Linked DNA regions of Homo sapiens: region 2 is linked to region 1. Evidence: chromatin contacts called from ENCODE Hi-C data. All regions are on one chromosome and are shown on one strand. The core of a region is the stretch at or near the end of the contact, and the rest is flanking DNA. Distances in the headings are between cores, read along the strand shown.

Region 1 (6,620 bases), core at 943-3,442:
TTTGAGTCAGAAGGAACTGACATCAAGATTTTGCCCTGCCTCTGTTTTTTTCTTAGCGAAGTGATCTTGGAAAAGTCATTTAACAACTCTCTACCTCAGTGTCCTTGTCTGTAAAATGAGGTTAATAAAATTATTTGTCCCATAGGTTTATGGTGAGAGTTTACAAAGATGATGAAGGGTTTAGCCCAGTGCCTAGCAAATGGTAACACTCTACCAGTTGGTTACTAAAACTATTAGTATTTGTGGTGCCAATGTGAATGCCACAAATGGCCAAAACCATATTATTAAATGAGAGGCTTCCTAGGATAGGAGAAACAATAAACCTGGAAGAGAAAGGTCTAGAAATTGCACTCTACATTCCCTATTCTGCAGGTCATCAGAATGGCTCTCCACACATACATGGTTGTGTTTGTTTTTATATTTCTGTTTCACAGGATTGAACACAACAGAAGAGGTTGCTATGGAAACATGTGCACCTTACAATTCTTATTTATGGGAAATAGTTTCCATAAAACTAGTTTCCATACGTTGTTGTTAGATGTCAGTTGTCATTTCTCATCTCTGTTAGCATGCCATCCACTTCTGTACAGTTTCTGTCTGCAGTGTAGCCAATGCTTTGAGTGTAGGGAGCCCACACTGGGCAAACCATGCTTCCTTTCGTATTAGTCAAGCAATTCTTCCATGATTGGTGATTAGCATTTGTTGACAGCAATCTGGCAAGGTAGGCAGAAGAATGTAAGCAGAATATCATGAAAAGGAACTTTAAATTCTGATAGTACATTCCTGCTTTCTCCTTTCTATGGCAACCACAAGTACCATCAGATCACAAAAAGAAATATTCTGAAGCTTCTAGGATTTGAGTGGGTGTTTACATATGCATTGTCTCTGTGAACTGTGGAAGCAATTAAAATGCATGATGTGCCAATATGTAATTGTAATGAAATTTCCATTACTCAGTGCCTGGAAAATATCTGTAGTTTCCACTGACCATTTACTTTAGAGATTTGGGTCTAATAAAAAATGCAGAAAACATTAAGAAGATGTGGGTTAAAACCAGAAAGGTATATTTTCAAAAAGTTGTGGCCAGAGTTCAAAGGTTAGGAATAAACAAGATTTAAGAATTAATGAACTCGCTTTTGAGATTTATCCTTGTGATTTTCTATGTGCGTCTTCTACATTCCTGTAATTACATACTGATTATACAATGTAAGCCATCATGTTCTTTCTTTCTTTTCTTTTTTTTTTTGAGATGGAGTTTTGCTCTGTTGCCCAGGCTGGAGTGCAATGGTGCAATCTTGGCTCACTGCAACCTCCGCCTCCCAGGTTCAAGCAATTCTCCTGCCTCACCCTCCCAGGTAGCTGGGATTACAGGCATGTGCCACCAGGCCCGGCTAATTTTTTTTGTATTTTGGAGAGACGGGGTTTCACCATGTTGGTCAGGCTGGTCTCGAATTCCTGACTTCAGGCGATCCACCCACCTCCGCCTCTCAAAGTGCTGGGTGTTCTTATAAGAGTATGTGTTTACTTCTGAGTCGTGTGGTTTTGGGAAGTGGGAGAAGATAAGCTTATGGGAAGGATGCTGGAATGTTGAGCCAACAAATAACAACATACATAAATAATGAAATGGAAGAGCCACAGCAACTTGGGATACTTAAGGCCACTGAGAGAGGGGACAAATTGTTGTTGCTATTGTTGTTTTATTTTGTTTTGGCTTGGGGAATTTAGACCTCCATATCATAATGTGATAAGCAGTGGGACCTCTTAGTATTGTTGAACGTAAAAATAGATTTGGTTTGTTTATGCTTAACTCCAAACCAAGTGGCAGGTTTGGATGGAATGTCCCTCGCAAGTCCAGTGAAATAATTATAACAAGATGTTATACGGCCTGGCACGCTATGAGAGTACAGATTTAAGACTAAAGGATTATAAATAAACTTATAGGGAAGTTTTAGTACTGACACATTCCAAGAGAAAATTTAGAGTATAAAACCTTATACTTTTGAACACATTAGACACTGAGGACTAATGAATTTTAGATAATAATGTTAAGATGAGTTCCACTGAATTCACTGAGGAATCAGTCAGCTCAAGGGTAGGAACAATTAAATTTTCATGTTTCCACAAACAGCAGTCCCGTATGTCACTTATTAACCATCATAGTTACTGGTAAGTTTGTTTTCAAGGTTTCATGTTATTTAAGAAAACAAAGCAGCAGTCAGGCATGACTCAGCCAACAGGCACTCACTGAGTGTCCACAGGAAGCATATTCTAAGGAACACACCACAAAACCTTTCATTCCTAGAAATAAAAGGTGGATTTTCCTTGCCTACCAGACCACATAGTTGTGATATATTTAGCATAAAGAAAATATTACCTTACAGACAGTATATAAAATAGGATCCATTTTGTGGAGATTAAAAGAGTATAAATTATATAGATCAAACTACAGACCTTGTCCAGGCACTGAGTAATGGAAATTTCATTAAAATTACAAACAACAAAAATATATACAAACCAAGTGTATCTCTGGGTGGTGAACACTTTGGAGATTATTCTTCTTGTTTCTTTAGGTCTCTTGATCATTCAACATTCAAAAACATGTTGTGTTCATGTAATTTTAAAGAGGGTTTTTTAGAGAAAGAATAACCAAGTTGTTCTACAAATCTACAAGTAGCTGATAATCTTGGCCTACAATAGGAAAATGCTAGTATAATTGATGGGCTAGGAGGCTGCAAGCAGTAAGTTTAAATTTGGAGCCAACACATCTGTATTTAAATATCTGACAATCTCATTGTTTGTCATTCCTGTCTACAAAATGGCAAAAATGTTCTGTTTCCTTTCTCATTTCACTTAAAACTGAAAATAGTACTCACACAATAGACATTTTGATTAAAACATTGTCACTAGATGGAGCAAAACAGTAGATTAAAGAAATCTGGCTTTTGTCAATGATGAGCTAAGAATTTAAATAGAACAAATCTTGATAAATATCTCAAGTGTAGGTCGCCAAATATGAGAAAACAGCTTTAGGATTTTCAGTAAGGAAAACACTATGAGGATTTCATTCATTAATTCAGCAAATATTTATTAGGTAACAAGGTAGCCTACTCTAAGTGCTGGGACGGAGCAGAAAACAAGACAGGAGTTGTTCCAGTCTCATGTAACATTCATTCATTCTAGTCACAGAGATGAACAGTAACCAAAACAGGGACAAATACTTACATAATCATAGATGGAAGTTTTACAAAAGGTGAAGGGCAGGATGCTACTGAAATTTATCAGGGGTACCATTCTACTCTGAATTATCAGTGAAGACATCATTGGGAGACATTTAATCTGGTCCCTAGTTACAAGTAGAACTTGATCAGGACAACGATGGGGTGGGAGTATAGGGAAAGGGCTTTGGGGAAGAGAGAATCCTAAGTGCAAGATATCTCAGGCATTAAAGAAGGTTAACAAACTGAAAGAACGAAAAATGAAGCTGGAATATGGTGTGGTGGGATAGAAGGGATGAATGGCTTATTAGATTGTGTTAAGAAGCTTAGATATGATCCTAAAAGCAATGAAAAGCTCTTTGGTTAGCACATGAAGCCAACTCAATTCTTGTTTAAATAGTAACTACATATATTGCATATATAAAAATTATTTTATCTCTTGAATTAATCAGTATTGAAATGTAGATTTTCAGAAGTTTTAGAAAACATGTTTTGTAATAGGAGAAAAATCAACATAGGATTTACAGAATTAAAATCTATTCATGATGTGAATCTCATTTAACCAGTATAACTGTTTTACTAAGTCTACATTTACAAAATAGAGACTCATCTCTTTTTTATGCCAATTTACTTTGGAGCCACCACTGTTTCTTGTTAGATGAAATTTCAGGATATCATTCTGGAGGTTTTTCCTACTCCTCAATTTATTCAAGAACACCAGGAACCTAACTCAATCCCAAGTCTATCAGTCCAGCTTCCAAAACTCCAACTGGGTAGGAGCTGGACCCTGGCTAGTGCATCTGTGCCACATGATTGTTCAACGTGGTTCAGCACTGTTGAAGAGCAGCCCTGCATAGATGAGCAGACTGTGATTGTTCACTACTGCTAAAGCACACTCATGATGATCAGGTCCTAGCCCAGGCTTTGGGTGTGCCCATGCTGTGGGGATGCCCATGCTTTCGGGTGTGCCCATGCTGTATGGGGATGATTATTTCTTGTTCTACTTATCATGGACTAATTCAAACATATACCAGAATATAGTATACCCATCATCCAGTTCAGTAATTTTCAGTGTATGGATAATCTTGTTCATCTATATTCTTCCCTACCTATCCTCCTCACACCCAACATTTTAAAGGAAATGCCAGAATCATATCACTTTATTTGTAGTATTATTTGCAGCACTAAAGATAAGGATTATTAAAAAGAAAACCTAAACCCATTTTAAATGTGATGCCATTATCACACTTAAAATATAAATATGTGCATTTTATCATCAACTATCCAACCAGCATTCAAATTCCCCCAGTTGTCTCACAAATGTTTTAATAATTTATTTTTTATAATTTGTTTGTAGAAATCAGAATCCAAATAAAGTTCATAATTGCAACAGGTCTCTTAAGTCTATTTTATTCTGTACGTTCCCCCTCTACCTTTTTTCTTTTTCCATAGATAGATTAGATAGATAGATGATAGATAGATAGAAAGATAGATAGATTTTTTAAGTAAATGATAGTTTGTCCTATTATGTTTTCTATTGTCTGAATTTTGCTGATTGCATCCCATTTGTGCCACTTAACATATTCTTTGATCCTCCTATATTGATGGGAAATTATTAGAAGCTTATTAGATTCAGGTTGGATTATTGGGGTATAATGACTTCATGGGTGGTATTGTGTACTTCCATCAGGAACACTTATCTAAATGTCTTCTTTTCAAATGTTGACAGTAATGGATGACTATTGCCTAGATTCATTAATACATCAATTATGGTTTGCAAAATGTGATATTCTTTCATTTCCTCTTCAGTCCTTGATTGGATATGTCTATTAAAAAAATCTCTTCCTCAAATATTTGGTTACCCTGGGATCATCGGTAAACAACTGAAACCTAATTGAACTTACATCTGTATCACCTTTCTCCTATGCTAAAATTCCTGGTTCCCAATAACACCAACATCATTACTTATTTGCTTTATTCCACAAAACACACAAAATGGTCTCAGAATAGCAACATCACTAGCACATATGGATACCAATAAAGTTTATGAATTTTCTTTTTAATTCCTTTTTGTCTTTAGGTTATAGTCTATAGGCAATGTACATTGGAATCACTGTGCCTTAAGCTTGTCTGAAAAGTTGTGCCACCAACTTAATAAGCAATTAACTTCCATTTTCATTTGCCTTCAACTCTTAGGGGCTGTTTTTCTAAATTAAATTTTGTTCTATATTTGTGCAAAAGATTTACGTGGCCCTAAAGTCAAAACTGCAAGCAAAGTATATTTTTGAAATTTTAGTTTCTATCTTTGTCTTTGCCATACTAGTCTTCCCCTTCTACATAGTAACTTTTTTTTCTCGTAATTTTAAAGTTATCCTTTTATGGTCCTTACCTAGGTAAACAGTAGCATACTATAAACACTTTTTCTCGCTAAGCGATAAAGTAATTTCTAATTTACATTCCCACGTTCAACTGTTGTTTATCAAGTATAATCACTGGAATATAATGACTGAGACCAAATATAATCACTAGAACTACAGCCCCACTCTCATGGACATTAGGAGCCTGTCACTCTTCTGTAACACTGGCTTTTGGTCAGGACCAAATGGTTTATTCTAACAGGTCTCTCTAAACTTTGAATCTTAGAAAGTCCCTAGCCTCTTAAGCCTCCTAATACAAATAGATTCATTCTACCTACTCCCTACTCAGAGCTCAGCATATGGGAAAGACAGCTTTTGTTTAGTCTCACAAAACAAAACAAAACAAAATAAAACATCTAGCTATACATTTCTCTCAGGATACTGAGTTTCTTTCTGCTGAAAGAAGAAAGGGAACGGGCTTTTTGCAAGAGGAATAATCTTTGGTAAACAGATTGCTTCAACATGACCTTCTGTCTCCCCCAGTAAGTAAGAAAGCTGGTAACAGTTTCCCCATAAAACAAGAAAACCAATTCCATGTAAACTAATACTACCAGACATCTCCTAGGAGCTGAGAAATAGTAAGTCATAATCATGTATTTCATGAAAATACCACAACTGTTTAACAATTGAGAGAATGCTTTCATGATAACTATTCATCTAAGCTGTATGGAAAATCTGTGAAATATTTAACACTGTAATCTCTCCCTTTTTCTTTCTTTTCGAAAGTGAGGAAATAGTGACTTGCCCCAAAACATGCTGCCAAACTAGGTGGAAAAGGAAAAATAAACCCCAAGTGGTTTAATTCTAGTTTCCATGCCCTTTTCACTTTCTGTACAAGAACAATGAATCAACAACTGACCGTATAAAACTATGCTTTCACAAGAATGTCAACAGATGACCAAGTAGTTTGAGTGTTTAGAAAACATTCTCTGACTGGGAAAGGTAAATGGCAGGGAGGAGGGAGGATGAAGAGAAGTGAGTTAAAGGG
Region 2 (6,941 bases), core at 328-2,827, 1.1 Mb after region 1:
GCTCAGACAAAGGGAGCCAGGCGGGGAAAACAGTAATTGGAGAGGAGACCGTGCTTCCAGTCTGTTGCTGGTTTACAAGGTAAATCTATTCCTGGACGAAAGGGGTACAGGAACAGCACCCGAAAACCGGCGACAGGCTGTGGCAGGCCCGACGTCTTTCAAGCCCAGCTCCTAGCGTCGACGCCCCTCCTTCCAAGACGTTTCCCAGCAGGCCCTGCGCCCAGTTTGGATCAAGTGAGCCGCCTGAGATTGCCAAGCGTCCTGTGCGCATCTCATTAACGCATCTGCTTATTCATGCATTTATTCTTTTGCTGGGGAGGGGGTGGAGGGGAACGGTGTCTCACTCATTCTGTAGCTCAGGCTGGAGTGCAGGTGGGGCGATCTCGGCTCACGGCAACCTCCGCCTCCCAGGTTCAAGCGATTCTTGTGCCTCAGCCTCCCAAGTAGTTGGGATTACAGGTGCACACGACCACGCCTGGGTAATTTTTGTACTTTTGGTGGAGACGGCGTTTCACCATGTTGGCCAGCCTGGTCTCGAACCCCTGACCCCCGGTGATCTATCCACCTTGGCCTCCCAAAGTGTAAGGATTATAGGCGTGATCCACGGCACCCGGCCTTATGCATTTATTCTTATTGAGCATCTAACATGCTCTAAGCATCGGGGGCAAAAAAGTAAATGAGATATAACAGCACTTAACACACAGCATTTATTTGCACGGGTGTTGGCTTTCTAGCCCTCCAGCGACTGCTTCTAGGTAGGGGCCCTCTTTCGTTTTTGCATCCTCCGAGTCTAGCACAGTGCCTGGCACTGACTAGGTGCTTTGTTAACAAAGGAATGACTTTAAAAGGTATTTTTGATAGGGAGCTCGGTTCTCAAACCTGTAGCCCTACGTGGGGTAGGGGAGGCGGGAGAATGGGTGAACAGGCAGACACGAGGAGAATGGGAGACGTGTTTGTATTAGGAGTGCTCACAGCAATCCACAGCTTCCCTGTGTTCCTCGTTCTCAAATAAGAGGAGGGGAGTCGAGGGCAGGATGGGGCAGCCCTCCCCGCGCAGGAGGGCTGGGTTTGGGGGCCCCAGCCGGGAGTTCTCACTGCGCTCCCGAGCCCGCCTGCCCACCCGCGCCGCTCACCAGGTCAATGGCCACGACGTCCCGCAGAGCCACTACCCGCCGGATGGACTTGGGCGGGTTCTCGGTTAGGTAGACGAGCCGGTCGCTTAGCACCACATACTTGAGGATGTGGTTCTCAGAGTTGGACACCACGATGCATGGCTCGTAGGCGCGGACCGCGTCGTAGACCTCGGGCGGCAGATGCCGCCGCAGGAACACATCCAGGCGGCTGTTCCTGCGCGCGGGGAAGCCGGACGGCAAGGGGCTGGCCATGCCCGGCGCCCGCAGCGTGGCGGAGTGCTGGGACTCGAGGCCCTCAGCTCGCCCTCTCCCCGCCCCCGCGCTGGAACCCGCGCGCCACAAAGCCGCCGGCCACGCGTCGCCTCCTCTCCAGGCGCGGGGACCCGGGCCGCAACTGCAGGAATCGACGCTAGGTCGGCTTCCCTGGAGCGCCCTCCCCAGCCCTGTCCAGCCTCTCGATCTTTGTCCTAACCTCAGACGGCGATGGGCGGGGCAAGACGCTGGTCCTTCAGGCCCGAGTTGATGGGCACCTCGGGCTCATCACCGTGAAGTCCCCTGCGGCCGAAGGGCGGTGGATTTTTAGGGTCTCTCCCGCCCACCCCTAATGCCAGTCCCCACCACTGCGTACTCTGTTGCGGATCACACCATCCAATACAAACTTTATTGGTAATGGAAGCCAGCTTCAATCTGGTTTCCTGTTAGAAACTTGAAAGAGTTTAATTTACCGATTTATTTTTAACAACCCTAGAAACCTATTAAACCCAATCACACAGATTTAGCTTTTGGTTATAACATGGCCTGGCACAGCTTTCTGATATTGTCGGAGTGTAAACATAGGTCTTCTTTCTCCAACCAGTGAGAAAGGGATTTTTTTTTTCTTTTCTCTTTTTTTTTTTGAGACGCAGCTTTGCTCTTGTTGCCCAGGCTGGAGTGCAATGGCGCCATCTCGGCTCACCGCAACCTCCCCCTCCCGGGTTCAAGCGATTCTCCTACCTCAGCCTCCTGAGTAGCTGGAATTACAGGCATGCGCCACCACGCCCAGCTAATTTTGTATATTTTAGTAAAAACGGGGTTTCTCCATGTTGGTCAAGCTGATCTCCAACTCCCGACCTCAGGTAATCCGCCCGCCTCGGCCTCCCAAAGTGCTGGGATTACAGGCGTTAAGTCACCTCGCCCAGCCTTTGAGAAAGGGATTCTTCACATGAATTGATGTGAGCACACCCAAACCAACCTAAGGCATATGGTTTTGTTTCCAATGCCCAGGACAATCTATGCAGGAAGAATGAATGGGTGATGCTGGCATCTTGAAAAGTTGAAGCTGATAGACTGAAGAATGCGGATTACATACCCTGAGGCTGCAGAGGAGTAAGTATTCCTTAGTTTTTACAGGCCAAGAATAACTTACTAATTAGGTTAGAGAAATGAGAAGGGCACAACAGAAATGCTCTAAGTCAGAAGTTCCATTTTTTATTTCGAATCCTAGAAAAGTTATTCTCTTCCCCTCCCCATTGACCCAAAAACCTGATAATGAAACCATATCGTTCATTGCTGTGGCTGCCAGCAACCCTGAATCAAATTTGATATATTCTTTATATTCTCCCTTTCTACATATTTTATTATTGTATACTGTATGTTATAAGCAACTTCAAATCCCTTGTGGAAAGAAGGTATAAATATATTACAATCCATAAACAGATATTGTAGACTACACTAGTACAAAGGGAAAGAGAAATGTTTTGGTCTGGCTAAACTTTTTTTTTTTTTTTTTTTTTGAGACAGAGTCTCCCTCTGTCACCCAGGCTGGAGTGCAGTGGCATGATATCGGCTCACTGCAGCCTCTGCCTCCTGGGTTCAAGCCATTCTCCTGCCACAGCCTCCCAAGTAGCTTGGACTACAGGTGTACACCACCATGCCTGGCTAATTTTTTTTCTGTGTGTATTTTTAGTAGAGACAGGATTTCACCATCTTGGCCATGGCTTGTCTCCTGACTTCAACTGATCTGCCTGCCTTGACCTCCCAAAGTGCTGGGAATACAGGCATGAACCACCGCCATGTAAGGGTCTGGCTAGACTTAAGTCTAAGATCATGTTAAGGAACTCAAGTGAGTAAAGAGAAGTGCCACCTGCTGGCAAAATCTTAAATGACCTAGTAGTTAAAGTTTTCTTAGGATCTCATCACACATCTGAGCCTTCCTAACTTCATAAATGGATGAAAAATGAATGAACTACACCATCCGTAGCAACCTTTATTGATAAAAGATGCCGCATGGCTATTTCCTCCAAAATAAAGACTACTCATTATCTAAACCACTCTAAATAGAGTTTGTTGCTTCAAACTAACAGAAAGGCAAAGGCGCTTCACCTCTGCTGAATAGCCACACCTCACAAAAGCAGTTGAAAGATGAATGACTACAATATCAGAGGTGGAAAGTGAGGCCCACATAAGGGAAAGGCCTTATCTTAGTCTACTATTTTGTGTCTCTCAGGCTTCCTACTTCATACCTACTTCCCAGGACTAAGAGAAACAGAATGACTGGACCAGGACCAAAAAAGACAGCATACTTGATATATCTGCCAAGAAGCCCATCTTGAATAAGCTTTTGGTGACAAGTGCACTAAGCTTAGCAAACATTAAAATGAAGCACAGGCTGGGTGTGGTGGCTCATGCCTGTAATCCCAGCACTTTGGGAGGCCGAGGCGGGTAGATCAGTTGAGGTCAGGAGTTTGAGACCAACCTGGCCAACATGGTGAAACCCCATCTCTACTAAAATTACAAAAAATTAGTTGGGTGTGGTAACACATGCCTGTAATCCTGGCTACTCGGGAGGCTGAGGCAGGAGAATTGCTTGAACCCGGGAGGTGGAGGTTGCAGTGAGCTGAGATTGCCCTACTCCACTCTGGCCTGGGCAACAGAGCAAGACTCTGTATCTAAAATTAAAAAATAAATAAATAAATAAAATGAAGCACAGAAAGAAGGGAATTTGACTGGGAGATTGGTGATCAAGGTGACTTCAGTTAAACTTTTAACTTCGTGGCACACAGAGAAGGCAATACAATGGTTTCCAGGCACTGTACAGCAGTGTTGCCAAGGTAACAGCAAAATTTCTATTGCAGGAAATGGATTTAAATATATAGGAAAGATCACTAGATTTGGAGTCAGGAGAACTAGATAAGGGCACTAACTCTGTTATCTATCAGACTTTTGGAAAGTCACAACCTTTCCGAGCCTCAGTTTCATCATCTATAAAATGTGAGGATCAAATGTGATGAATTATAGACTCTATGAGCACTACAGACATATGAAGCATTCACATTCCCTTATCTTTTGGTAAGCTTTACATCAATCCATGGCCCATAGGCCACCTGCAGCCCAGGAAGGCTTTAAATGTGGCCCAACACAAATTCATAAATGTCTTAAAACATTATGAGATTTTTTTGCGATTTTTTTTTTTTTTTTTAGCTCATCAGCTATCATTAGTGTTAGTATATTTTATATGTGGCCCAAGACAATTCTTCTTCTTCCAATGTGGCCCAGGGAAGTCAAAAGCCTGGATACCCCTGTTTTACATGGTTAACCCAAATGCACCAAAGATAGGTACCCCCTCCTTATCTTGTAAGTTCATCCAAACTCAAGAAACATTTGGCAAAGGAACTCCTGCAATCAAGCACTTAATAGATGTTTCTTGACAAAATTATCAAAAGGAATGGGACATTACTTACCTGGACTAATCCTCAAATGCAGTCTCCTTGAATTTCATCAGAACAGTGGTCTTAGGTACAGGGATGGTCAATTTAAATAATTCGAAGCACAGTAGTTATGAGCATAGAACTGTAGAGCCAGATGACCTGGGTTCAAATTCCAGCTCTCCTATTCAGTAGCTGAATGACCTATGCCTCAGTTTCCCCATCTATGAAATGGAGATAATAGTACCAACCCCCAAAGGGTTATTACGAGGATTTAAAAAGTTTCAATAGTACCTAGAACAGGAACCTGGACTGGAGTAAATACTATATAAGCGTCTAAAGAACAAGTTGACTGGGCATGGTGGCTCACACCTGTAATCCCGGCACTCTGGGAGGCCCAGGTGGGTGGATCACATGAGGTCAGGAGTCCGAGACCAGCCTGGACAGCATGGTGAAACCCCATCTCTACCAAAAAATACAAAAATTAGCCAGCGTGGTGGCGGGCACCTGTAGTCCCAGCTACCTGGGAGGCTGAGGCACAAGAATCACTTGAACCCGGGAGGCAGAGGTTGCAGTGAGCCAAGATGGCACCACTGCACTCCAGCCTGGGCAACAGAGTGAGACTCTGTCTTAAAAAATAAAGAAAGAAAGAAAGAATAAGTTCAACAAGTATGTGATTTCCTGTTACATATGTGGTCGTTCTGCTCCCTATCTACAAGGTAATATTAAATTCTTCTGATTGGATACAAGTCTAACTTTCTGAGATTGACCCAAGGCAAATTTTACCTTTTTTGGGTCACATTTTTAGTGGAGAAGAGACCAGCAGGTTAGGCCATGAGAACCATGTAAGGATTCCAAACTAGAAGTACTCTTCAATGCTTCTAGGGATCCCAAGTATTCCCATTCCCCCCACTTGAAACTAAAGACAGACAGTACACACAGTAAGATATTTAGAATATGTGGCCTATAAATAGAACCTGACCTTTTTTTTTTTTTCTTGAGAAGGAGTTTCACTCTATCACCCAGGCTGGAGTGCAGTGGCGCAATCTCGGCTCACTGCAACCTCCACCTCCCGGGTTCAAGCAATTCTCCTGCCTCAGCCTCCCAAGTAGCTGGGATTACAGGCATGCACCACCATGCCCGGCTAATTTTGTATTTTTAGTAGAGACGGGGTTTCTCCATGTTGAGGCTGGTCTCGAACTCCTGACCTCAGGTGATCCGCCTGCCTTAGCCTCCCAAAGTGCTGGGATTACAGGCATGAGCCGCCACACCCAGCCCTAAACCTGACTTTTTAAAGGTGTCTCATTTAGGAATCTCTTAGTGCTTCAACTTAGTTGTTTTTTTTGTTGTTGTTGTTGTTGCTTGTTTTTTGTTGTTGTTGTTTTTGTTTTGTTTTGTTTTGTTTGAGACAGAGTTTCGCTCTTGTTGCCCAGGCTGGAGTGCAATGGTGCGATCTTGGCTCACTGCAACCTCTGGCTCACCGCAACCTCTGCCTCCCAGGTTCAAGCAATTCTCCTACCTCAGCCGCACAAGTAGCTGGGATTACAAGCATGCACCACCACACCTAGCTAATTTTTGTATTTTTAGTAGAGACAAGGTTTCTCCATGTTGGTCAGGCTGGTCTTGAACTCCCCACCTCAGGTGATCCACCTGCCTTGGCCCCCAAAGTGCTAGGATTACAGGCGTGAGCCACCGCGCCCAGCCCTATACTTATTATTAATGGATACTGATCATTTAAATATCTACTATTAGTAATCTACTATTAGTAATTAGATGACATACAAAGGAAAGATGTCATTGTTATAAAAACCAGACAAATGATTTGGATTAATGTTTTCTTTCACTGAATAATACTCCAATGCTCTATTTTGCCTCTCAGGCTTCCTGCTGCACATGTACTTCCTGTAAGAGGAACTAATGGTTGGAATAGGACCAATAAAGGCAGCATTCCTGACCTGTTTTCCAACTTCTTTCTCTGCCAAGAAGCCCATTATGCATAAGCTTTTAGTGACAATGACATTCGGCTTTAAGAACAATGAGATGAAACACACAGAGAATCTGACACAGAACTCAGCAGCTATCAGCTCGTAATTATGTTCTTTTTGGTTCAACTCAATACATTTCA

The links. Hi-C counts contacts between places; a loop is a spot of excess contacts on that map. Pooled maps may share reads with other maps.
Region 2: a map with no recorded cell type shows a loop between it and region 1 (7-fold over the local background). The contact joins the promoter of C12orf56 here to the enhancer-like site in region 1. A Hi-C loop is called at or near these places in 5 of 37 single-sample maps with no recorded cell type and 1 of 50 pooled maps.

Annotation. Positions count from the first base shown.
Region 1 is chr12:63,292,224-63,298,843 of GRCh38, forward strand. It overlaps LINC03056 (long intergenic non-protein coding RNA 3056), which reads right to left. Exons shown (of 2, transcript XR_007063345.1): 2 at 1-713. Among named protein-coding and RNA genes, the nearest start is that of LINC03056, 78 kb to the right of the region's middle. Within about 2 kb of position 2,193, at least 3 of the 41 ENCODE cell types and tissues checked have a DNase peak (open chromatin) inside an H3K27ac peak, as active enhancers do.
Region 2 is chr12:64,389,181-64,396,121 of GRCh38, forward strand. It overlaps C12orf56 (chromosome 12 open reading frame 56), which reads right to left and starts at 1,578. Exons shown (of 13, transcript NM_001170633.2): 1 at 1,134-1,578. The coding sequence starts at 1,385. It also overlaps the pseudogene RPS11P6.